Linked DNA regions of Homo sapiens: region 2 is linked to region 1. The links are chromatin loops, found by intact Hi-C in ENCODE. Cell type or tissue: HCT116. All regions are shown on one strand. Links, peaks and the distances in the headings refer to the core of each region. The heading gives the core; the rest is flanking DNA.

Region 1 (12,251 bases), core at 2,119-10,118:
AAAGGGAAGGCTAAAGCAATATCATCTATTCCATTAAAAGACGAAACTTCATTAGTATATTGTAAATTAGAAAAACTACTAATGAAAAAATACAGCTACTCATGAATGACTGGATTCTTGATTTTTATAAAGGAATTCTTCAAGGGGATAGTTCTCCAAATGTGGATGGCATAAAAATATGATTGATCACCAACTGTCTAGGCAGATTTACGAGGTCGTTCTCCTGGAACATATGACCTGGTTTAACTGTGGCCACCCTGACCACACCCTTTGAGTAGACACACCCTAGTGAGCACAAAGATGAGATTATCTGCAGGATAGCTGCCTGTACACATTGCCAGAAGTGAGATGATTTGATATAGCTATAGATCTACCACAGGAACAGACGACTTAGGGGTCGAGAAGAATGCAGTCTTAAAAACCTTGCTTTTTAAAGTGCACTGTTAACTGTTTAAAGAATAAAGGAAGGTTCCAGTGCCCTTTTCTCCATCGGAGTGTCAGTAGATTAAGCAGGATAAACCTTTTGCCTGAGTGTTGCTGCAATATTTAAAAGTACAAATCCAATATTTCTGGTCCACGTGGATTTCTATGAATAGCTTCCCAGCAAATAACGAAAAAAAGAGAGTACGTATGTTGTGAAGTTTGTTCTGTTTATTAGCAACTTCCCGCATACTTCAACTTTCAACAATTTTACTCTAGAGGCAGAGTAAAGGGATACTTTCTTTAGGAGGTGACTCTTACTGGACGAACACTCAGTGTTTCCAAAACGTTTGTGAGATCTCAGGGAGAGGGAAGTGTTAATGAAGCTGCAGTTCTCTTCTCCTCCCCTGGAGCTCTGAGAGGTGGCTCCCTACAGCCATTCCGTTCACCTGCTTGAGTTCTGTTGAAAATTGTTTCCTGCGTGGCTCGCCCCCGCCCCCCATTCTTCCCTGGGAAAGTATAGATTTTCACGAACACAGGGAGTTCTGTTTTCTCTGTTAAAAACAACTCTCCTTTACTGGAGCAGGCTTTGTGTTTCACCTCAGGAAACAGAGCGTTGCACTGGGAGGTAACTCCGCTGGGTGAGGTGCAGCCTGTCACCTGACCGGTCTCTGGGGCTGCCGGTGGCATCAGGCTGCATTCCTTGAATTCTTCCACCCGGCACCGGCTCCGCAATGAACAACTTCAGGTTCACTGAGCTGAGCGGATTCCACTCGCTGTGCCCTCGGAGCCTGCCTGAATCTCCCGCCCAGTCTCAAACCATGCAGCTGAGTAACTGCAAGGGCGCCTTTGAGGAGTAGCACGCAGGTAAAGTCGAGTTTGCGCGGGACAGCTGTGACTCCCTGAAATGTGCCACGTTTTGCGCCATCATTTCTGTTTTTGTGGTTTCTGTTTCTCCCTACAGAAAGCTGATTCGCCAGCAAATACCTGCCAAAAAAAAAAAAAAAAACTAAATAATGAGAAGGTGGGCCTCAGATTAGAACCCCTTAAAGATTAGGGAAGGAAATTATGAAGGAAGCAAATTAAAGGCTGTAAGAATTTTATAAGCCAGCTTTTAAAAATCATACAAAAAATATGAGATTTTGGAGTCTGGCCTACCTGAATGTGAATATTGGCTCTGTGTGTAACCTTGGGCATGATACTTAACCTCACTGGTCCTGTTTCCTCTTAGGTGGTAATATCTACCTGCAGAGTTGATGGGAGAACTAAAAGAAGAAAGCATCTAGTGTCTAGCAAAAAGGTTGATGTGTAGAAAGTATTTTGAGTATGTGCACATATGTGCATGTGTGTATATGGTATGCTTGTGTGTACATGATACATGTATATGTACACGTGCACACAGGCCACAGGACTATGACATTCATAAGGGTAGGGAGTTTCTCAGAACATGAGGTAGAATTTGATCTGGCTTTGACCTTCCCTGCTATTGCAAAAAGAACAGCAGGAGAAGCCAGACACCTGAGCAAAATATTAATGAGAGCTGCTGAAAAATAAATAATGTGCCTTGCCAGTCCTTATTTAGGAAGGGATGTGCAGCATGTGGAGGTACTCATTGGATGAGAGCTGATGGGAAGGGAGACAGCTCAATAATAATTATCTCACACAGTCATGAATACAACTATCCTGGGAGACCAGCTGCCTTCAATCCTGACTTGGCAACTTACTCTTCAAGTGCCTCTGCTGGTGGTTACTTTCCTCTCTAAACATCAGTTTTTGATTGCATGGAATTGTCATAAGAATTAAGTGGCTAAGTATGTGAGAAGCACTGAGATAAGTACCTGACACATGGCAAACACCCACCAAATGTCAGTTGTGCCATTATTTTATAAAGGGCTCGTTTACACTTTATCACCTGTGACCCTCAAAACACCCTGATGAAATAGACGAGGTGTGTATTAGCCCCATTTTGCAAATAAGAAAACCAAGTCTCAAGAAAGGAAAACAACATGAACTAAAGGTCCTATAATCGCTGAATAGCTGAGCTGGGACATGACCCTTGGTTCCTAGATGAGCAGATGACTTAGTATGAACTCAGCACAAGTGCACTGAATAAAACCTGTAAAAATCTTAGCTATCCTAAAGGTGCTTCTCAAATACCATTTCCTCCATAAAGCTATTCATTATCATCTTCCCCTGGAAGTGACTTCTCTCTCCCTTGTACTTCCCCAAACTTCTTTTTGTAGTATCCAGGAGATTTTTCTCTTGGTCACTCCCATATTGTAGAAGGTGTTTTGAAGATCACAGTTGAAAACGTGCAAAAGAGCCCTTTGAAAAATAATGTGTAAGTCTCACCTCTCCCCACTCCACCCCTATGTTTGTGAAAGCTTTCCTGTATGGCTGTGTGTTAAACAACTTGATGTTTCTGTTTAGGGCCCAAAGCAATGTTTTGCATGTGATGGGCCCTCAAGAGTAAGAGCTGAAGTTGGCAGCATGAATGTGGGACTCCACACCAGGTGTCATGTAAATGTGGAGTGTGCAGAAAGAGCCCAGGAAAAGCCTGGGGGTGCTCCTCTGTACCAGCACGTATTACTGCTCCTTCTTGGAGCTCCTGAGCATCTATGACTGGGGCAGTTGAATGTACTTCATGGAGTGCCACATGTCCAACAAGCTGACAGGTCAGGTGAAGTCATTTCCATCCAATTTTCCTGAATATTATTTTACTGAGACTCTTGTCACTGTAAATATCTGAGCCTGGGAGGAAAATGTGTTAAGAGAAAAATGTAGGAAAACACTGTGCTGATTTTCCTTAGAGATATTGTGATTCACCCTCCCACATTTCCCAGGGTGCGAACTACTTTGCAGTACCTCACTGTGCTCCACCTCCCTCTGAAAGCTTACCACTCTCCTTTGCTCTTCCTCCAAGCGTCTTCTCCTGTGACTGTCTTGCTCTCTGGTTGCTCTAAATCTCAGGGCATAGAATGGGCAAGGATCCAGGAGCAGTGTAGAAGGGGAGAGGAATTCATTTTCTTGCTTGATAACCCTGCTCACACCTTCATCATTAATATTAATAATGCTCTGAGGACCTTTACTCCTAACAGTAGCCTCACATTTTACATGGAGTCAATATTTCATAATGGTTATGAACTTGGAGTCTAGCACTACTGGAGTCTCTGGGTTCAAATTCCAGCTCTCCAGTTTTGTAGCTGCATGGCTTTAGCAGTTATTTAACTACCTCAGGTTGCTCACCTACAAAGTGGGGATGACATATTTTCATATAGTTATGAGGATTAGATGAATTAATATTTACAAAGTGTTTATGCCTGGTACATAGATAAAGGCATGTAAGTGTTAGGCTTCATTTTTCAAAAGCTGGTAGATAGTACAAAAATTGCATATAGAGAGTATTTTCCTTAAAATCCCTATGACTCATGAATTGTACCACTTACAATACTACAGATAGCTTATTTAGTTGAGTGTGTAATGAAAGCTTTGGCTTGTATTTTGAGGCCATGGTGTTTGAAGAGTATGTGTCTTTAAACTTGCACTCAACACAAAGAGGTGCTCTCACAACAATAGCTCAGAGGAGAGGTCTGAGACTACCCAAGGAAACAATAGATTCTCCTCTCCCTTTTCACACTCTTTCTGGCAAACCATTCAGAGTAAAATGCTAGGTAGAAATGCCTATTACTTGTATTAAATAACTCACTCTTGGCTCTCACTAAGCATGTGGCTACATTTGTAAGCTACCCACATGTATGAGGTGATTCCACTCTACTGTAAACTGTGAGGGAAGTGCACTGGACTGAAATCAGTAGACTATCCTTGCCACAGCTATTATGGGGCCTTGGGGCAGTCATTAAACCTCACTGGACATTAAATGATTACTAAGGTCTCTGCCAGTGCAAATGGTCTGTGATTTTATTAGGCCCAGAAGGGAGCTGATGAGAATAATCAGATGTCTAATTTGTGCCATTGCCCTCCTCTCTGTAGACTGTTAATTGGGTGAGAAATATAGTGGGACTTTATTACTTCAACTGGAATAGAGGGAGAGTTGCCTGATCCCAAAGCCCTCCTCTTTAGCCCACATGGCAAGGCTATCATGTTCATTTCAGTGTTAAAGTTCATCTTCATGTTCAGTAGAGATTTATCTAACGCCATTCTCCTAAGCAGCATCTTTATTTTATTGCTACTTGATTATAGAGTACGTAGGAGTAGGGTAAGTACTGAGGTCACCTTTTTGACTGACAGAGCAGGGAACTTCTACTGCTAGCGTAGCAAGGCAGCCCAACCAAGAGGTAAGCACTGGTTTCTGTGTCCAGGTTCTGGAAGAAAGGGTTCAAGGAAGTGGGTCTAGGAGATGTTTCCTATGCTCCCTCTTTTCCTTTTGTTCTCCCTTTCTGTTTGATTCCCATGAGAATCTTTTTGAGGAAAATCTGGCAAGTGTTAGGCATGATTGTTGTTTTTCCTTGTGACATGGAGAGAAGAGAAGGATGTAGAAAGGAGAAAAGCGTAGGGCTCATGTTGACTTTTAAAGTTCAAATTAAATTCTGGAGAAACCTAGTAATTTTTGACAAGACTTTTTGAGACAAAAACAAGGAAAGAGTTCATTTAAAGATCATTAAGCCAGGATCTATTAGTCTAGGCACATGTTTCCAAGTTTCTTTTTTCTCTCTCTCTCCGCTGGACACTGAGTTCACATTCTGAGCTTATGCCATTCTGCCAGTGGCTACATTGTGTCATTTGTTTCCCTTGCAGAGAGTGTCAATGAAGACCTCAAAGTCTGGAGAAAAATGACCTTTCATGGAATAAGAAGTATACCTCCTTCTACATGTTTTTGTCTTACTGACCTCTGATAACTGGAACACATGACTCTGGGTCTGTAGAAAGTCAACTGATCAAACTCATCCTCACCATGCATCAACTGTTCAGACTGGTTTTGGGACAAAAAGATCTTTCACGAGCTGGGGACCTCTTCTCCTTAGATGACTCTGAGATTGAAGACAGCCTTACAGAAGCTTTGGAGCAAATTAAGATAATTAGCTCATCTTCAGTAAGTAAACTGGTTTATAGACTACATCTCTGAAATGGCCTGTCCTAGAGCTAGAGATTTGTTTATATCCTGGCAGAAAGATCTTTGCAGGGGAAAGAGGAAATACCACTAATATTGGTCTCTCTTAATCTGCTCTGTGGTTTTGTTGGCATCTAAGAAATATCAGTAGGGAAGTCATGGCTTAGTAGGGGGCAGTTAGATCATCTTTTGCCCACTCACAAAGACCAGAATTCTGAAAATTGCAGAGCAGCATGGAATTCTCACAAAAATATTATTTAGGGGCTATTTTTATGTCCTTGAAATGACACTGAGAGGAGAGGGAGCCAATCCAGGGAAAAGCAGACCTGCAGAGCAGCATAACAGCATCAGTAAACAAGAGCAGGGTGTGTGTGGGAGGCTGAATAATGAAAGAAGGCAGGATGACACCTCCTGCCACGCAGGTAATATGAGACAAGGACAACGATCGCTTTGCTGCCAGAAGTGACAGTTGCCCAGGACTTAATAAGGCTGATTCTGTTTACTTCTGTATTGTCTCTATTTTTATCTTTCCCTTGCTTCTTTTTCTACCCACCTGCATCCCTACTCCCTGGACCTGCCATTTAATTCCACCCACCCATTATTAGTCCCCAGTGTGATCAGACAGATGTAAAACCTCCCATCAATACTTGCATTCCTTCGCTTCTCTTCAATGTCAAGATTATATATTCTGAAAGCACTTCCCAAAGGGGATGGATGTGGAGTGCCCAGTGTGGTTTCATGTTGACCTTCTTGATTGTACTTGGACCCTCCATGAGACTGGTCCCACTTCAAAGGCCTAGGGCCACCAGGCATCCACCCACATCCTCCCAGCTCAGCAGTGTTAGCCAACACTTGGCACAGACACTCATTGGAAAGATGAAAGTGGTGGGACTCAAGCCATACAATACTGAATTGGCAAATGTGTGCATATTTCAGAAACAACAGCGCTCTTCTGTGTTACAAAGAAGATATATTTAAAAGGTATACTGGCAACCCGTGCAGCCTCCTCTTCAAGCCTATTTTCTCTTGCTGGCTGCCATTAACATGCTGAACTCCCCCCAGTGACCAATGAAGTCACTGCTCAAAAAACTCTTCTTTTCTCAGGTAATGTCTTTGATGGCAATTACTCATCCACATCTTTTCCAGAACATTAATCAACTTAGGTTGACGCAAAGCACAACATGTTCCTGGTACATTTTCATTTTCTGGGTAAGATTTTTGTCCTGTTTTCAGAAACCCCTTCTTTCACACTCCTCTGCAAATCAGTTGGCTGAAAATTACACTGGTTTTCATCTTCTTACTAGGAAAACAAAACAAAACAGTAATCAAAGATCACATAAGTTCCCTAAAGCCTACTTCCACTAGAGGTCACTAGTGGCCAGTTATTTATTTTGTTTGCATCATTAATTGCTTTGTTTCACAGACATCAAATTCAGAATTTTAGGACTGGTGACTCAGTTCTATTATATAACTCCACTGGTTAGCCATTAAGGCTGGCAGGTCCCTTGTCATTAGGATCATCGTCCATTCATTAAGCTGTCCAAATAGCATCTCACTCTACCAGGAGTTCTGGAGAGCCAGGAGTTCGTGTGTCTTCTTCATCTACTAACTTTTACCACATCTTACTTCTTCCATTTCTCTATCTGTAACCCTCTCATGGAACAGAAGAAGAATGGTAGCTTGTAATTTACATATATCAAGTTTGAGGTTACCAATGCCAGCAGCTCCTTATCTTCCTTTTCTGATTAGCACATGGAACCACCATGCCTGCTCTATGGCTTACATCCCTGTTAGCTGCGTCCCATCCTTCCCTCAGATCCAGCCCCAGCTATTCCTCTCTAGGCCTCTCCTAATGACCTTGGATCTCAGTAATCAATTCCACTTCTCAATTTCTCTTCAGAAACGTAGAACAGGAAGGGATCGTCTAAATTGCCCCTTCCAACTTCCAGCACAGAAGATTGCTGAAAAATAGGTGGCTTCTCCTGCACTTGCAATGATGCGAATATGGTGGGTTTCTAATATTTTTACCTGCTTCTCAATTTTCCTTTGGTAAATTGTCCCTTTCCATTGCATAAAACCTTGATGGCATCTCCATCAAGGTTCCCTACTCATGAGTGCCCACTACCCTTCCCTATCAGTGGTGGGGGAGAGAAGAGGTGAACACCTGGCCCAAGCTTGAAAATCAGAAGTTTTTCCCCAGTAGTTTTAAGAAAGATATCAGCAGGGGGTGATTTATCATGAGGACGGTGCCCCAAAGAAACAGTACTTTACTTCCTCCCTCTCTATCATTGTAGCTGCCTTGATCACTGCTCCTTTTAAGGCCTGGTACTTCACTTTCTCCTTCAAATAAGTGGGCCACCTCTAATCTTCTTCTTATAGCTATTATTATTATTGTTTGCTGTACTTATTCAGACTTTTTCTGTTGCTTATGATCAAAGAACCCTGACAAAGAGAGAGCATTTTCATTGTTGGGAGTTCAAATTGTTAACATGTTCCTCTGCTTAGCCAGATGAAATCTTACTTTGTACTTTCTACCTGTTGTCTCTGTTCTGTTCTCTGCCCCCAACAATCAAAAGAGTCTACCCTCTGTTTCTACAAGAAAAACTTTAAACCTTTTGAAGATAAGCACCAGGCTTCACCTCTGGCTTGTCTCATCCCAGCTAAACATCTTAGTGACCTTGGGTTTTTCCATGACAAAGAAGGAGCCTGTGTCTGGGAAAGGTTACAGCACCTCATGTTGTAGCCATCAACTGTCAGATCTGGAAAACTCAATTTTGTTGGTACCTGAGAAATGCTATCCAAATCATGCTATCCAAATACAAGACTTGGAAATATAAATTAGATTAAAACACGATGTACTGATTTACAATGAAAATTATAACTCGTACGGATCAGAATTCTTGTGTGTTTCATGCTGTTCTCAAGTCTGTTTACTCAGTCTTTCTTTGGATAAGAAATACTTTTATTGATTAGGTTTCTTCCTCCTCCATGACAATCACATTCCAGCCCTTCCTCCCTGAGATTACATCTAACTCACCTGCAAAGTCACCCATCAAAAGATAATGTCTTGGTTTAGGCCTGTACTGGCTAATCCCACTCATATGAGTGGACTTTATTGGTTTAATCCTCAAAGGACAATCTTGTTTCTGCATTGTTAGAGAAGGCTTCATTGAAGCTCCCAGGTATGGCCTACACTCTTATCATTCTGCTTACCCTCCTTTGGAATAGTCCTAATTTATTATTGTAATTTATCATTGCCCAATACTCAGACCAATTGCTTAGAACAACTACTAATACTAGTCAAATATTCTATGTTTTTAAAAAATCAGTTGTCCACATTTATCTTGTGATGTGCTAAGGCATTCAGGTTGAATCAAGACTTGTAATTAGATAAGTTTAAATTTTTTAAAGTGTATTCTGCCACATTTTCAACATTGCAAAAAAAATTATTGTCTTTAAGCCCTCATTCCAGAATATGTCTTTTAAACATCATGATTCTGTCAAATATATTACTTAGCACTTTCAGCTTTGTGGAATCCAAAAATGTGGCAAACAAGCCTCCAATCCTTCCCCCAAAGCCACTCACAAAAATAATTAAACTTTACTAGATTTTACTGTCCAGTCCATGTCCTCTTTTTCTACCAGTTACTACAAAATACTACTATGAAATGTTTTGCCCTTATGTTTCACTTTGAAAATGTGACTACTCAACTCAGTATCCTCTCCAAGTTCCCAAACATACCTTTAAGTTTTGTCTTTTCATTTCAAGTCCTTTCTAGACCAGTTTTACCTGATAATCACTTGTACTAACTTGGCTTTCCTCCCAGGCTACTCCAAGAGAGATTGTCTCATCCACTCATCCACTTCTCCCACCTTTCCATTGGTGCTCACCTCATGCCCAACCGATCCACCCGCCTTCCAGTTCTCTTTATTTTTCTTTTAACAATGAAACACACCAGGCACACAGAATCACCCACTTTAACATGTTAGGTACAATTGAAAATCCCTGCATGTCTCTTTTTAATCCAATTCTCCTCCCTCATGCCTCCCAAGGTAACCAATATCCTCCTTGTGGTATTTAGCTATGCATGGTTGCTTTTTGTTTTTGTTTTTGCTACACATCCATGGTTCCAAAGTGAATTACAGCATAGTATTTTGTATTTTTAAACTTTATATAAATGTTGTCATAGGGCTCAAATTACGTTTTTGAGATTTGTCTATATTGGTACAGGTAGTTTCAACTCATTTATTTTTGCTGAGGCAGAGTATTCCCTTATGTGAATGTGCTACAATGTATCCATTCTTTTTTTGGTTTATATTTATTATTTAAACAGTGCTACAGTAAACATTGTTGTAATTGGCAATTTTGGCCAATTATTTCTAAAGTTCTAAATACTTGTAATTGCCAAGTATTTCTAAAGTACACAATTAAAAGTGAAACAACAGGTTTTAGGGTTTTGTGTATTTGCAACTTTGTGATATACCAACAAATTGCTTTCCAACAGGGATGTGCCAGTTTACACACCCAACATCAGTGTATGAAAGTTCCAGTTGCTTTATATCCTCACCAGTGCTTGCTTTTATCAGATTTTAAAAGTTTTTTTTAATCTAAGTGAAGCAGCATGTAATTGTTTAAATATACACTCCTCTCATTATTACCAAGGTTGACCATTTTTTCATATGCTTATTTGCTGTATGCCATTTGTTTTCCTCTGAAGGAAGTGCCTACCACTTTACTTCCAGTGAAGTATCTGTTTATGTTTTTTTTTTCTTTTTTCTTTTGTAGTCTTAAAATCTTATTTTTATTAACTTGGACTATTTTGTATATTCTTGTATTAGTCCTTTGTCACCTATGCAGGTTGCATATCTCACTCTGATACACAGTTTATCTCTTACCTTGTAATAAGTCTTGATATCTGATAGGACAGTATTCCCACCCTTCTTTAACACTGCTTTGTTTTTTTCTGTTCTTTAATAATTTTATATTAAGCTTCTCCTGTTTTCTGAATAATTCTATCAGTATCTTAACTGGGTGTTATTATAACTATAGATTAATTTGAAGAAAATTAACATCATTATGTACTACTGTCTTTATATCTATAGACATTACATTTCTATCCCTTTATTTATATGTTTTTAAATGTTGCTCAAAGAGGTTTTATGATATTTTTCCTAAGAATGTTAATATTATACATCTTTTGTTAAATGTATAAGTGTTTTATATTTTTTTCTGAGAATATAATAATATTCTTTTTTAAAATTATATTTTCCAATTCTATTTTCAGTTGGTTATAACATAAATGATTCTTGTATGGTGATCTTATGTTCAGCAAACTCACTCAACTCTCTTACTAATCCTAATAATTTGTCTATATACATTTTCCAGTTTATTCAACAAATATTTATTAGTTGTCTACTATGTTTCAGACACTGTACTGGATGCTAGGATAGAAGGGTAATCAAAAAAGACAAAAAAAAAAAGCCCTCTGACATCATCCATTTAATTGGGTAAGACAGAAAATAAACAAATAAATAAGGAAGATATGTAGTGTATTAGAAGATTATAAGTAAGTGCTATGTAGAAAATTAACGCAGAGGGCAGTGACAGGATATCGGAGGCTTGAAATTTCAAATAGGGTGCACAAGGTAGTCCATACTGAGACAAAAGCTGACATTTAAGCAAAACTTGAAGGAGATGAGAGAGCAATACTTTTGGGTACCTGGAGGAAATCATTTCAGGCAGAGGAACTATTAAGTACAAAGGTCCTAAGGCTGTAGACTGGAGTTTCTGAGGTCAGTGTGGCTGTACTGGAGAAAATCATTTCAGGCAGAAGGACCATTAAGTACAAAAGTCCTGAGGTTGTAGGCTGGAGTTTCTGAGGTCGGTGTGGCTGTAGTGAAGGGAACAATGTGGAAAGGGAGATGAGGTTAGGAGAGAAGTGGAGGCTGGATTGTTGGAGTCTTGGGCAGCCACTGGAGAGTTCTGAGCAGAAGTAACATGGTCTAATTTTTCTATTCCTGTTTTGGGAACAGTCTGTGGAAAGGCAAGAGTGAAATCAGAAAGGCCAGTTGAGTGGCTACTGAAATAATTCAGATAAGAAGAAGCAGAGGTTCTGACCATCATGGAGCAGTGGTGGTGGTAAGTGTTCAGATGATCCTGGATGTATTTTGAAGATAGGACCAACAGGATTTGCTGAAGTATGTGCATGTGATGAAGAGGGGGAGGTGGGGGGAAGGGGGAGAGAGAAAGAGAGAGAGAGAGAGAGAGAGAGAGAGAGAGAGAACGAACTTAAGATTTTTGGCCTGAAAAACTAGGATGATAAAATTGTCAATAATTAAGATGAAGACGACCAAGGAAGGAAGGAATTTGGAAAGGGAGGGTGAGGGGAAGGGAGTGTAGGAAGAATCACGAGTTCCACTTTACATGTGTAAAGTCTGAGCTGTCAGAATTCTGAGTGGAGATGTGCAAGTATTGTATGTATGAGTCTGGAGCAGGAGAGAAGTCTGGGCTGGCCATTATAATTTTGGAACTTGTCAGACTTGAGACTGAGCGAGATCACCAAGGGAGTGAGTGCAGACAGAAAGTAAAAAGTCCAAAGACTGAGTCCAGTACTCAGAAGTTAAGGAGATGATGAAGGACTAGGAAAATAAACTGAGAAGAAATATCCAGTAAAAAAAAAAAAAAAGAAAGAAAGAAAGAAAGTCAGAAAATCATGGTTTCCTGAATGCCAGGTGAATAAGCTGTTGCAAGGAAAGAGTGATG
Region 2 (12,251 bases), core at 2,668-10,667, 330 kb after region 1:
ACACAGTGAGACCCCATCTCTACAAAATAAATTAAAAATTACCCAGGCATAGTGGTGCAAACCCTGTAGTCCCAGCTACTTGGGAAGCTAAGGTGGGAGGATCACTTGAGCCCGGGAGGTCAAGGCTGCTGTGAGCCATGATCATGCCATGGCACTCCAGCCTGGGTGACAAAGCAAGACCCTGTCTCAAAAAAAGAAAAAACTAAAAATCATTTTACTAATATCTTTATTGGATTTTTACAGAAGTATCATTCCACACTAGTTTCCCAAATGTGTTTCTTCACTATAGATTGAGAAGCATTGCAACAGAGAACTTCAGAAAGTAAAATATGAAAGCCTCCATCCCACCTACCTGTGTTCCCCAATTTTCACCAAAATGATTTTGTTACCTTCCCCAAAGGCAGCAGCATCATATCTAGCCTTCCAAATATATACATATTGCTTCCTTTTTTCTTTTTTTTGTTAAATTTTGAAATGAGGTCTCACAATATTGTCCAGGCTGGCCTAAACCTGTGACCTCAAAAGATCCTTCAGCCTCAGCCTCCCAGGTAGTTAAGATTATAGGCACATACCACCATGCCTGGCCAGATATATACATATCTCTATATGATATATACATAATGTTATACAAAAGGTATCATACTATACATGTTGTGTTGGAACTTCCTTTGGTTCACTTAATAATATATCTCAGAGATCCAACCTTTTATTTTATTTTTTTTTTTAGAAACTTTTAAAGAAACATTCCCAATGCCTAGAATAGAACCTGGTACTTAGTTGTCAATTAATAAGTAAGAATTTAAAGATGAATGAATGAAGACAAACTGTTCACAGCTGGCAGATCAAAAATCCCTGGCCAGAACAACAGGCATTAACCATTGACCAACACCACATAGGGAATCTGCATTTCCAAGGACTGGAAAATACATGAATTAATCTATAATCATTTTATGTGCTAACAATTTTTTGTGGTAGGTGTTATCATTTTATTGGTGAGTAAACTGAGCTTAAATAATTGCCTAAATAAGCAAATTAATTTACCTCAAGTCATGTAGCTTTGGATGGTATTTTTTTTCCCAGTGGAGGAATAAATACGCATTTCTTCTCTTCACCTGCAATTTTCACTGGTTGTCCCACGCAGAATCAGAGTCAGGAAAACTGTACGTAGAGAAGCTTTTATCATTTTATATGTTCCTGTCTTACAAAGCTCCCTCTGGCTTAAGGCTGGTGGCCCACATCTGATAACATTAAAAAACATAATTAATATGGCTTATCTGATTTTCCAGTGCTATTGAGATAAAGATATTACTGAAGTTTACCTTTACTTGAAGAATCTCTAAGGTCACTGTATATTTTCTAGGGCTGCTGTAACAAGTTACAGGAAGCTTGATGGCTTAAAACAACACACATTTATTTTCTTATAGTTCTGGAGGTCAGATGTCCTAAGTCAGGTTCACTGGTCTGAAATCAAGGTGTCAGCAAAGCCAGATTCCCTTGATGGGTCCTGTTTAGTTATCATGCTGACAAGTATGATTTAGTCTTGAATTGCTGACTAAAACCAAGACTAGTTCGTTCTGACATTAAATACCATAAAGAATGAATCTGTCTAAAGACTGACTTGATTAGATTATTTGCAATCAGCTAATATTTATTATCTACTATTTGCAAGTACCTCTTTGGACCTTAGTTTTCTTGTGTGTAAAAAAGAGAGACTGAACTGCATAATATTAACTTTAGCTCTAAAAGCAAATTTGTGGGTTTGTTGACTTTATAGTTGTTTATGAAATTGCCTTTGGCCATACATCTCCGTCACATATACCCAATTTCCAGACCTATCTCCAAAACTGTCCCAGAGCCTGCGTGTATACCAGACACCAAAACCCTTCACCATACTGCTTTCTGTGAGTTTCTACCCACTCCCCAGCCCCCACAATATACACAATCTCTTTGGTTATGGCAATTCCAACAGGCCTCTTGTTCTGCAGCCCGTGCCTGTATGGAGCAGAAGTTATGGACTATTTAAGTAGCCCACTGTAAGAAAACAAAGAACAAATGTGGAAACACAGCTGATCTGCTACAAAGTGCTGCAAAGAGAACAGGATAAATGGGGGCCCTGGACCCTCTATTAGGGAGAGAGGGCTGTATTGGTAGGACAGACACGTGAGGATAGAATTAGCTCCTGAATGGAAAAGAAAAGGCAAAACCAGGTTGTCTTTGAAAGGCACTAGGAAACAAGTGGGCAAATTCAGTCCACGGGTGCTGATTATGTGCTTAACATACACACAGTGTCTACCAGGTGCTGTAGAGGATGCAAAATAAATGTAAAATGGTCTTATTTTTGTCCAGACATACACCCATGATAAGATCAGTAATAACGTTTAATAGTAAGGAAACATGTCAAAATACATACCAGAGGTCATAAATGCTAGGAGAGGCTCTGAGAAAGGAGAAAATTAGCATAAGTTAGATTAGGTGGGGGAAGGCTTTCGGCAAAACGTAGAACATCCCAAGTCTCAAAAAAGTTGCTAGGATTTGATTAACAAGGAGGAGTAGTAAGAATTTGCAGGGTTGAGAAATAGAAGGAGGGAAAGTAAATAACATGTTTGTTAGTGAGCAGACAGGTCCAGTTGGTCTTGGTTCAGGCAGAAACACAGTGGGGAATAAGGTGAGGTGGTAATGTCACAAGGAAACAGAAGACAAGGTAAATTTAGATTGTGGAAAGCCTCAACTGCCAAAAGATATTTAATCTCTATCCTTTACACTTGATCTTAGTCAAAAGGCCAAGAAGTCACAATCTCTATTTTTTATCTCCAAAGTTTTTATTCAAAAAAGTGAGGTAGGGAAATTGGTATTTCAAAAAGATTGAGAGATTTCCCAGGACAAATAAGGATGGGAGAAAATAGAGACAAGGAGACCATTTGGGAGGCTACTATAATGGTCCAACCATGATGTAACAGCAGATGTGTAGCTGTGAGAATAGACAGAACAGGGAGATTCAAAAACAATTTCCTTCCTAGAAGGAAGGACCAACAGAACTTGGTGATTAACACAAAAAGAAGAAATAAGAACCAAAAATGAGTCTGAAGTTCGAGATATGTTTATGACCAGAGACAAATAATTTTAGACCTGCAAGGGTCAGACTCCCTCACTTTAAAGATGAGAAAACTATGTTTGCCCAAAGTCTCAGGACTAATTCTCAACAGAGTCAGCAGCAGAATTTCCAGGCCAGGGCTATCAGGAGATGTACCAGGCAGCGTATGCCTAAGTGTTCATTACAAATCATTTACAGAGTGACTGTATTTCTAATGAAGAGAACAACCAGTTCAGAGTGTGTGTACTCATATAACAGAGAGGTCATGTTTTATAACAGTCATTTAACTACATGAACAGCTCATGCATAAAGTCAGGTGCTCCTCCCTGCCATCAATAGAAATGTGATTAGCAACTTCTTAAGGTTATACCCTCTCCATAATGGCAACAAGCATGACGACTTATCCCTTCTCTGCCTGCTTTTTACACTTGCTGGTCACCTTAACATTTGTCTTTCTGTGTATTGAGTGTAGCTCCTTCTAGCTGGGGACTTAATTTGCCTAAGTTTTGGTGGCAAGGTATTAAATTCCTGTGGTCTACTGGTGATTGCTGAAGAAATTAATGGAATGATGCCAATTGTGATTTTAAGATTAAAGAACCTGAAATTTAAATAATGAAAACCATGCTCCCCAGAGAGGATACAGAGTCTAGTAAAATGAGAACTAATTTAAACATCAGGTGTATCATTCTTCAGTAGCCTCAGGTAGGCCACTGATAATTCCACTTGTCTCTTCAGTTGTCACTGGAAGCCTGCCTGTGTTGAAACAGTAATATGTAATGATATGTTTACTTATCATTGGATTTCCTTTTAGACATGGGTGAACTCAGGGTCTACTATTCAGACCTCTGCTGTGTGTGTACAATTACAGACTTACTATTACATTTTTTCTTAGAGTGACAAGGAATTCAATCATTTACTTTCCAGTAGTCTCATCTTACTTACCTGGATTCATTTCTAATAATGCATTTATAGTAGGTTGGTGCAATAGTAATTGCGTTGCTATTAAAATGGCAAAACCGTAATTACTATTGCACCAACATATACAATTGAAACATGGGCTTGGTTGCCGGGTGCAGTGGCTGATGCACTTTGGGAGGCCAAGGCAGGTGGATCATAAGGTCAGGAGTTCAAGACCAGTCTGGCCAGCATGGGGAAACCCCATCTCTACTAAATATACAAAAATTAGCCAGACACGGTGGCGTGTGCCTGTAGTCCCAGCTACTGGGGAGGCTGAGGCAGGAGAATTGCTTGGACCCGGGAGGCGGAGGTTGCAGTGAGCTGAGATTGTGCCACTGCATTCCAGCCTGGGCGACAGAGCAAGACTCCATCTCAAAAAAAAAAAAAAAAAAAAAAAAAAAAAAGGCGGGGGTGGCTTGGCCAGGTGCAGTGTCTCACAACTTGTAATCCCAGCACTTTGGGACGTGGAAGCAGCAGGATCATTTGAGCCCAGGAGTTCAAGACCAGCCTGGGCAATGTAGTGAAATTCTGTCTGTACAAAAAATAAATGTTTAAAAATTAGCTGGGCTTGGTGGCATGTGCCTGTAGTCCCAGCTATTGGGGAGGCTGAGGTGGGAGAGTCACTTGAGCCTAGGAGGTCAAAGCTGTAGTGAGCTTTGATCATGTCACTGCACTCTAGCCTGGGCAACAGAGTGAGGTCCTGTCTCAGTAAATAAATAAATAAAATAAAAACAAAAAAACATGAGCTTCACTCTTCCAAACTTTGAATCCTTTATAATTGTGACTAGGTCTTACCCTTTCCACTTTTGTTTTCTTTTTCTTTCCTTTTCTTTTTTTTTTTTTTTAAAGGGGGGATGGTCTTACTTTGTTGCCCAGACTGGGCTCAAACTTCTGGGCTCAAGCGATCCTCCCACCCTGTCCTCCTAAAGTGCTGGGATTACAGGTGTGAGCCACTGCGCCCAGCGGTCTTTCCCAATCTGCATTTTAATGTTGATGTTTTGTAAGTAGGTACATTTGGAAAAGCAACCTTCCTCAAAGTAACAGAAACAAGGTTAACACAGACAAGCCCTGTGGATTACTCCTATAATCCCAACACTTTGGGAGGCCTAGGTGGACGGGTCTCTTGAGCCCAGAAGTTCCAGAGCAACTAGGGCTGCATAGTGAGACCCCTGTCTCTACAAAACAATACAAAAATTAGTGGTGGTGCACATCTGTAGTGCCAGCTACTTGGGAGGCTGAGGTGGGAGGATCACCTGAGCCCAGAGAGGTCGAGGCAACAGTGAGCTGTGATCATGCCACTGCATTCCAGCCTGAGTAACAGAGTGAAACCCTGTCTCAAAAAAAGGTGTGTGTGTGTTGGGGGTGGGGGTGGGGCGGCGGGGGGAGGAAAAGAGAAAGAAAAGAATTTCCAAAGTATGATTTTTCTGGAATTTGACCCTGAAAGAATAGGACAGAGTTATCATTTTTTAAAATTATTTTTTCCTTCCATCCACAGATATAGACTCATTTTTTTTAAAACCTCCATCCTTACAAAACCTTGGGGAGTAGAGCCACTAGCCCCAATGCCTTCCATCCTCTGGATTATCCATGATTTTTTTTTTTTTGTCACCTCCAATTAGGGTATGTCATAGATTTTTAAAAAATGAAACTAAAGTTTAAAATAACATGACAGTTTGAAGAGTTAATGCTAAGTAAATACCTATATAAAATATTGACCCACCCCCTCCACCTTTGTTGAAGCTGGAGGGAGGAACAGTAAAAACAATCATGTGTTGTCAATAAAATGAAAGGTTCTGTCAGAAATGAGTGGGAAATGGGCACAAAATTATGGAACTGCCCTGGATGGCTCTGCTCTCCTGGAAATGACTGCCAGATACAGGAAGCAGAGAGTAGAGGTCCACTGGGAACAGATCTCAGAAGTAGAGAGGAGCACTGCTAGAGAGAAAGGGACCTTCCTCCCACCCTCATCCCCCAGACTTCTCCCTCCTATGCTTGTGAACCTTTACTGGATTAACCATGAATGTAGTGGGTAAAAATATAAAGTATATCAAGACATCACCAAGCCAGCTTATTGCAGAGGCATGGTGGAAGACTCTAAAGAGGAGAAAATCTTCTATTAACATATGTCTTAAAAATAAGTTAAATTGGTCGGCAAAGCCTGAGTTCTGTCCTCTCACCCTCCTCCCTGGACAGCATGAGCTTCACCACTCACTCCGCCTTCTACACCAACTACCGGTCCCTGGGCTCTGTCCAGGCACCCAGCTACGACTCCTGGCTGGTGAGCAGCATGGCCAGCGTCTGTGCAGGCGCCGGGAGCTCTGGCTGCCGAATCTCCATGTCCCGCTCCACCAGCTTCTGGGGCAGCATGAGGTCCGGGGGCCTGACTGCGGGGATGGCCGGGGTTCTGGCAGGAATGGGAGGCATCCAGACCGAGGAGACCATGCAAAACCTGACAACCACCTGGTCTCCTACCTGGACAGAGTGAGGAGCCTGGAGACCGAGAACCGGAGGCTAGAGAGCAAAATCCGGGAGCACCTGGAGAAGCAGGGACCCCAGGTCAGAGACTGGAGCCATTATTTCAAGACCATTGAGGACCTGAGGGCTCAGATCTTCACAAATATTGTGGACAATGCGTTCTGCAGACTGACAATGCCCATCTTGCTGCTGATGACTTTAGAGTCAAGTATGAGACAGAGCTGGCCACGTGCCAGCCTCTGAAGAACAACATCCATGGGAACAAAATCCATGACACTAATGTCACTCGGCTGCAGCTGGAGATAGATTGAGGCTCTCAAGGAGGAGCTGCTCTTCATGAAGAAGAACCACGAAGAGGAAGTAAAAGGCCTACAAGCCCAGACTGCCAGCTCTGGGTTGACTGTGGAGGTAGATGTCCCCAAATCTCAGGACCTCACCAAGATAATGGCAGACATCCGGGCCCAATATGATGAGCTGGCATGAAGAACCAATAGGTGCTGGACAAGTACTGGTCTTAACAGATTGAGGAGAGCAACACAGGGGTCACCACGCAGTCCGTCGAGGTTGGAGCTGCTATAACGCTCACGGAGCTGAGACATACAGTCCAGTCCTTGGAGATCAACCTGGACTCCATGAGAAATCTGAAGGCCAGCTTGGAGAACAGCCTGAGGGAGGTGGAGGCCTGCCACGCCCTGCAGATGGAGCAGCTCAACGGGATCCTGCTGCACCTGGAGTCAGAGCTGGCACAGGCCTGGGCAGAGGGACAGTGCCAGGCCCAGGAGTACGAGGCCCTGCTGAACATCAGGGTCAAGCTAGAGGCTGAGATCGCCACCTACCGCCGCCTGCTGGAAGATGGCAAGGACTTCAATCTTGGTGATGCCCTGGACAGCAGCAACTCCATGCAAACCATCCAAAAGACCACTATCTGCTGGATAGTGGATGGCAAAGTGGTATCTGAGACCAACGACACCCAAGTTCTGAGACATTAAGCCATCAGAAGCAGGGTACCCTTTGGGGAGCAGGAGGCCAATAAAAAGTTCAGAAGTCAAAAAAAAAGTTAAATTATATTACTCTCAAGTCATTACAAATATAGGTGATGATTTCATTGAAGTCCAGTGTTTTAATGAAGTACATAATCAATGAGGGTTTTTACTTTTTATTTGGAAATAAGACATGGAAGTTGCAAAGATAGACTACTCCTATGTATTCCTCCAACTTTCCCCAATGATAATATCTCACACAACCATAGATTATCAAAACCAGAAAACTGACCAGGCACAGTGGTGTGCCACTTATAGTCCCAGCTACTCAGGTGGCTGAGGTGGGAAGATCCCTTGAGTTCAGGAGTTCAAGGCCAGCCTGGGCAACACAGTGAGACCCTGGCTCTATAAACAAAAATGGAAGAAAACCAGAAAACTGGTGTCATCAATTGTGTTTAAGGAAACCGAGGCTCCTTTAAAAGTTTGTTATAAAATTATAGATATCTCATAAATATTGAGGTGGAAAGATTCCCTGGAAGCAGCCTAGTCAGAAAGTGAAGACAGTGACATCCAGATAGGTTAATACTTCTGCCAGCACCATAATTACACTCTCTTGGCTGTACATTCCAATCACTCGAAGACAGGCAAAACTGAACCACTGGCTGGGCCCACCTTAAATCAGTGACATCAACCTCTGCAGGCAAGGCTCAAGTATCAGTACATTTTAAAACAACTTTGCCCACTGAAGGTTCACTTAATCAACTGATAAGGCCGGGTGCGGTGGCTCATGCCTGTAATTCCAGCGCTTTGGATGCCTGTAATCCCAGCATTTTGGGAGGCCGAGGCGGGCGGATCACCTGAGGTCAGGAGTTCAAGACCAGCCTAGCCAACATGGCAAAACCCCGTCTCTACAAAAATACAAAAATTAGCTGGACGTGGTGGTGTGTGCCTGTAATCCCAGCTACTGGGGAGGCTGAGGTGGGAGAATCGCTTGAACCCCGGAGGCGGAGGCTGCAGTGAGCCGAGATCGCGCCACTGCACTTCAGCTTGGGCGACAGAGTGAGACTCTATCTAAAAAAAAAGAAAAAAAAAATCAACTGATAACAGGCGATTAACAGGAGAAAAGGGATACATAACACCGGGGTAAAAGCAGGAGGATGATTACCCAGTAGCTTAATGGAGTACAGAAGATTTTATATCTTTTTTTCATAGGGGAAAGGGTAGATGAGAAATGTAGACATTTATTTTGAGGAGCAGCAAATGATTATTAGGAACAATGAATGGACAGAAATTAGTAAATAATTTTCTTTTGAGTAATCTTGTGAAAAAGTCCCTCCAGGAATGGCTGCATTTCTGAGTCTTTTTGAAATAGGATACGAGATTTCAGCGAGGGGAGGAATGCGATTGATTCTTCTACAAAGAGGCTTCTCTAGTCAGGAAAGGAAATTTCAGAGAGTACCTCCCTGCACTTGGGAAAAGTGGGAGCAACAAGTCAAGGTTGGGGGACCTGCATTATGAGGCAGCTTCTAAAGCCTCTGTCTTTGGGGTATCGCTTTCTGAGCGTCAAGAGTAAAACGTGATGCATTCCTTTCCTTCCAACCTAGATTCTAGTAGTTTAGATCAGTATCATTGTTTTTACTTCAAGGTTCAGGAAACGCTGGAAATTGCTAGCTAATATCACAGGAAAAAAAACAAAAAACACGAGGTTGACCTCACCCTACCCGCGGTAGGTAACCATGTATGAATAGAGACTCCCAGGCATAATCAAATTACCTCTGTCAAGTCCTCGCCCTAAGACTATTTTTGGAAACTAGGGATTTTCCAGATTACTGAAAGCCGTGGCGGTGTCAAAGGCCGGGCAGGAGTTTCGCAAGCGGAGCTATGAAAGCAGCCACTCTCGCGGTCATTCCTATGCCTCCGCCCTACTTCCCCATACTGGCAAAAACACGCTCCCCGGGGAGCTTTCATTTGGGAACCGATAGGGTCCACAGCCCTGTGTTCTTCAAATACTGTAAAGCAGCCCTCTCCAGATTCCTTGAGGGTCACTTTATATTACACATTCGTCCACACAGGACAACAAAGTCACCACTTCCACCCGCCAAAGCGCGCTCAGGTCGGCCGCCACTTCCCTTGGTACACGCGGAACGCAAGCCGCGCCGAGGCTAAAGGAAGAGGCCGGAATGCAGGGCGAAGGGGCGCAGAGATGCTAGCCAATGCTGCCACCTCTATTTTGGGTATAAGGGATCTTGTAAAGCTCCGTTATTCGTGTGGCTATCACAAACAAGGTGGTTTCGACCGGCCTTGGCTAGAGAAGGCCTCCTCAGCCTCTGAGGATCCCAAGGTCTGTCGCAGCACCCAACACTCCCCTCGCAGGCCCAGATGCCGAGGGCGGAGGCGCGGCCTGGAGGGACTAGTTGGCGCGCGGCTGCCCGGCGTGGTGACGTCAGGGCGGAAGCGCACGCGGCGTGAAGCGGCCCAGAACCCGGCGGTCACGGGAATATCCGTCGCGCCGAGAACGCTGGTTAGTCTTGTTTCGGGTTCCGGCTGCGTTGGGCTTGCGTGCGGCTCGCTAAGACTATGGCGTCCGGGCCTCATTCGACAGCTACTGCTGCCGCAGCCGCCTCATCGGCCGCCCCAAGCGCGGGCGGCTCCAGCTCCGGGACGACGACCACGACGACGACCACGACGGGAGGGATCCTGATCGGCGATCGCCTGTACTCGGAAGTTTCACTTACCATCGACCACTCTCTGATTCCGGAGGAGAGGCTCTCGCCCACCCCATCCATGCAGGATGGGCTCGACCTGCCCAGTGAGACGGACTTACGCATCCTGGGCTGCGAGCTCATCCAGGCCGCCGGCATTCTCCTCCGGCTGCCGCAGGTCAGTGCTCCGGCCCCGGGCCGGCCGGGCGCTCCTCTCCTCTCCTCCGTCCCCTACGCCGCATCTCAGTATCACCGTGCCCCGGGAGGGTGGGGACGGTTCCTTCAGGCTTTCCCGTTCGGGGCCCAGCCGCGGCCGGGGCGTGCCGGGGCGGGGGGCTGCGGAGGCGGAGGGAGGACTTGGCAGCGGGCTGTTCGCAGCGGCGGCGGCGGCGGGAGGGGAAAGGGAAGCGATCGGCGGCACAAAATGGCGGCGGCGCCTGGAGCGGGCCCGCCTGACCCCTGCGCTTCCGTTCTCCTCTCTTGTCTGCAGGTGGCGATGGCAACGGGGCAGGTGTTGTTTCATCGTTTTTTCTACTCCAAATCTTTCGTCAAACACAGTTTCGAGGTAAGCACAGCGGAGGCGGGTAAAAGGGATTTCTTCATCCGGAAATGGGCAGAGTAGGGGTAGTGTCAGCAGCCAGCTTTTCCAGAAAGGGAGTGGTTTAGTTTAGGCCTTTGTACCTACTTCTCACTCGCCAGGAAGTGGAAACCTTTAGAATGTGGTTCAAAATCGATCACGAGCCTAAGTGCCCTCTTAACGAAAAGTACAGTTTTCAACCAAATGCAGAACTCCTGTAAGATTGAGTTTGACTCTGGAACCAAAATTAAGATGAGTTAAACAACAAAAAGTATAGTACTAGCATAGCTGGTAGACTTACGGCATAGAGATGTCTTCTCTAATTTTACTAAAGGTTGTCCCAATTGTGTTCTAAATTTTATTCTTCAAAGTGAGTTTAATCTAACAATGGCTTTTGTGGCTCATGGGTTCTTTCAGATTGTTGCTATGGCTTGTATTAATCTTGCATCAAAAATCGAAGAAGCACCTAGAAGAATAAGAGATGTGATTAATGTATTCCACCACCTCCGCCAGTTAAGAGGAAAAAGGTAAGATTGGCATTATTGAACATAGTATCTCTTGCTACTGCTGTACCGTGCACCAGTCATCAAATCAAAACATCTTTCCTTTCAAGTGAATACGGATGCAAAAGAAAACGGACTTTAATTTAGGTGTTAAAGTTCATATAGGAACACTGATACTTAAAATAATTTGAAAAAAGAAACATAATTAACCGGTTATCTAAAGTTTGTAGAGGCAGTTGCATTTATGGACAATCCTAACAGTGCTGTGAAGCCAGGCCTGTGGCTTAAGATTAAACAAGAAAGGGAGTACATTTGGCTCAAGTGTGAGTGTATTCTGTAAGTTATTTTTCCTCTCCCCTCTCTGGAAGACTGAAGGCTGGAAGTTTAAACACTGTAGTTTAAGTTAATATTGTGGCAAAGTTCTGTGTAGATTATGTTTTTCTACTCGAAGTCCCAGTTAATTCTTTATCAATTGAGGTTGGCTTTTGTTAGAGTACTTCTCAACATTGAACTACGATAAATCGAATAATACCGGATCTGAAAGGACTGCAGGATGATAAAGTTTGAAGTTTGAAGTCAAAGGGATTAAACAGGTATTTTGTTTTGGTTAGATACAGTCTCAGTGAGTGGGTTAGAAAATTAACAAGTAAGATTGATTGGGTTGCATTTAGATAGGGCCATTTATTTGATGTTGTAAGAAAATACAGAGACTGAAATAGTATCTCCTAGGTGTTGTGGTAACATAATTTTATGTGGACCTATGTGTTCCTGTGAGGCAGTACCAAAAAGTTTGTTGCAGGACTTCCTGCATCTACAGGTGACTTCCAGTACATGCTGCAGAATGATATATTTGGTGTAGAATAGTTTTTGCATTCACTCTTTAAGGAATTGTAGTGATGTTAGACAAATTGTACTGAGTTTGAAAGGAAGTTATTAAAAGGATTATAAGTTGTTCTGGGGGTTGGG

Evidence for each region. A loop is a pair of places that touch in the nucleus more often than their neighbours do. Peaks named below come from ENCODE experiments on the same cell type or tissue, not always from the same donor. Only the 100,000 strongest peaks of a DNase experiment are listed, where the experiment ranks them.
Region 2: a loop joins it to region 1, with 15 times the contacts of the local background. A loop is called at or near these places in 4 of 110 quality-filtered maps.

What each region holds. Positions count from the first base shown.
Region 1 is chr3:157,488,431-157,500,681 of GRCh38, reverse strand. VEPH1 (ventricular zone expressed PH domain containing 1) reads left to right here. Exons shown (of 14, transcript NM_001167912.2): 2 at 5,176-5,470. The coding sequence starts at 5,333. Among named protein-coding and RNA genes, the nearest start is that of VEPH1, 8.9 kb to the left of the region's middle. RefSeq lists enhancers at 546-1,109, 1,110-1,674. In HCT116, for the core only: a CTCF peak has its summit at 6,833 (motif pointing right); a DNase peak (open chromatin) is centred at 6,881.
Region 2 is chr3:157,157,924-157,170,174 of GRCh38, reverse strand. It overlaps CCNL1 (cyclin L1), which reads left to right and starts at 10,028. Exons shown (of 11, transcript NM_020307.4): 1 at 10,028-10,383; 2 at 10,696-10,770; 3 at 11,200-11,309. The coding sequence starts at 10,081. It also overlaps the pseudogene KRT18P34. RefSeq lists enhancers at 9,167-9,226, 9,247-9,296, 9,384-10,113, 10,747-10,816 and a silencer at 10,397-10,606. In HCT116, for the core only: a CTCF peak has its summit at 7,353 (motif pointing left); DNase peaks (open chromatin) are centred at 9,434 and 9,954; H3K4me3 peaks cover 1,947 bases; H3K27ac peaks cover 1,976 bases.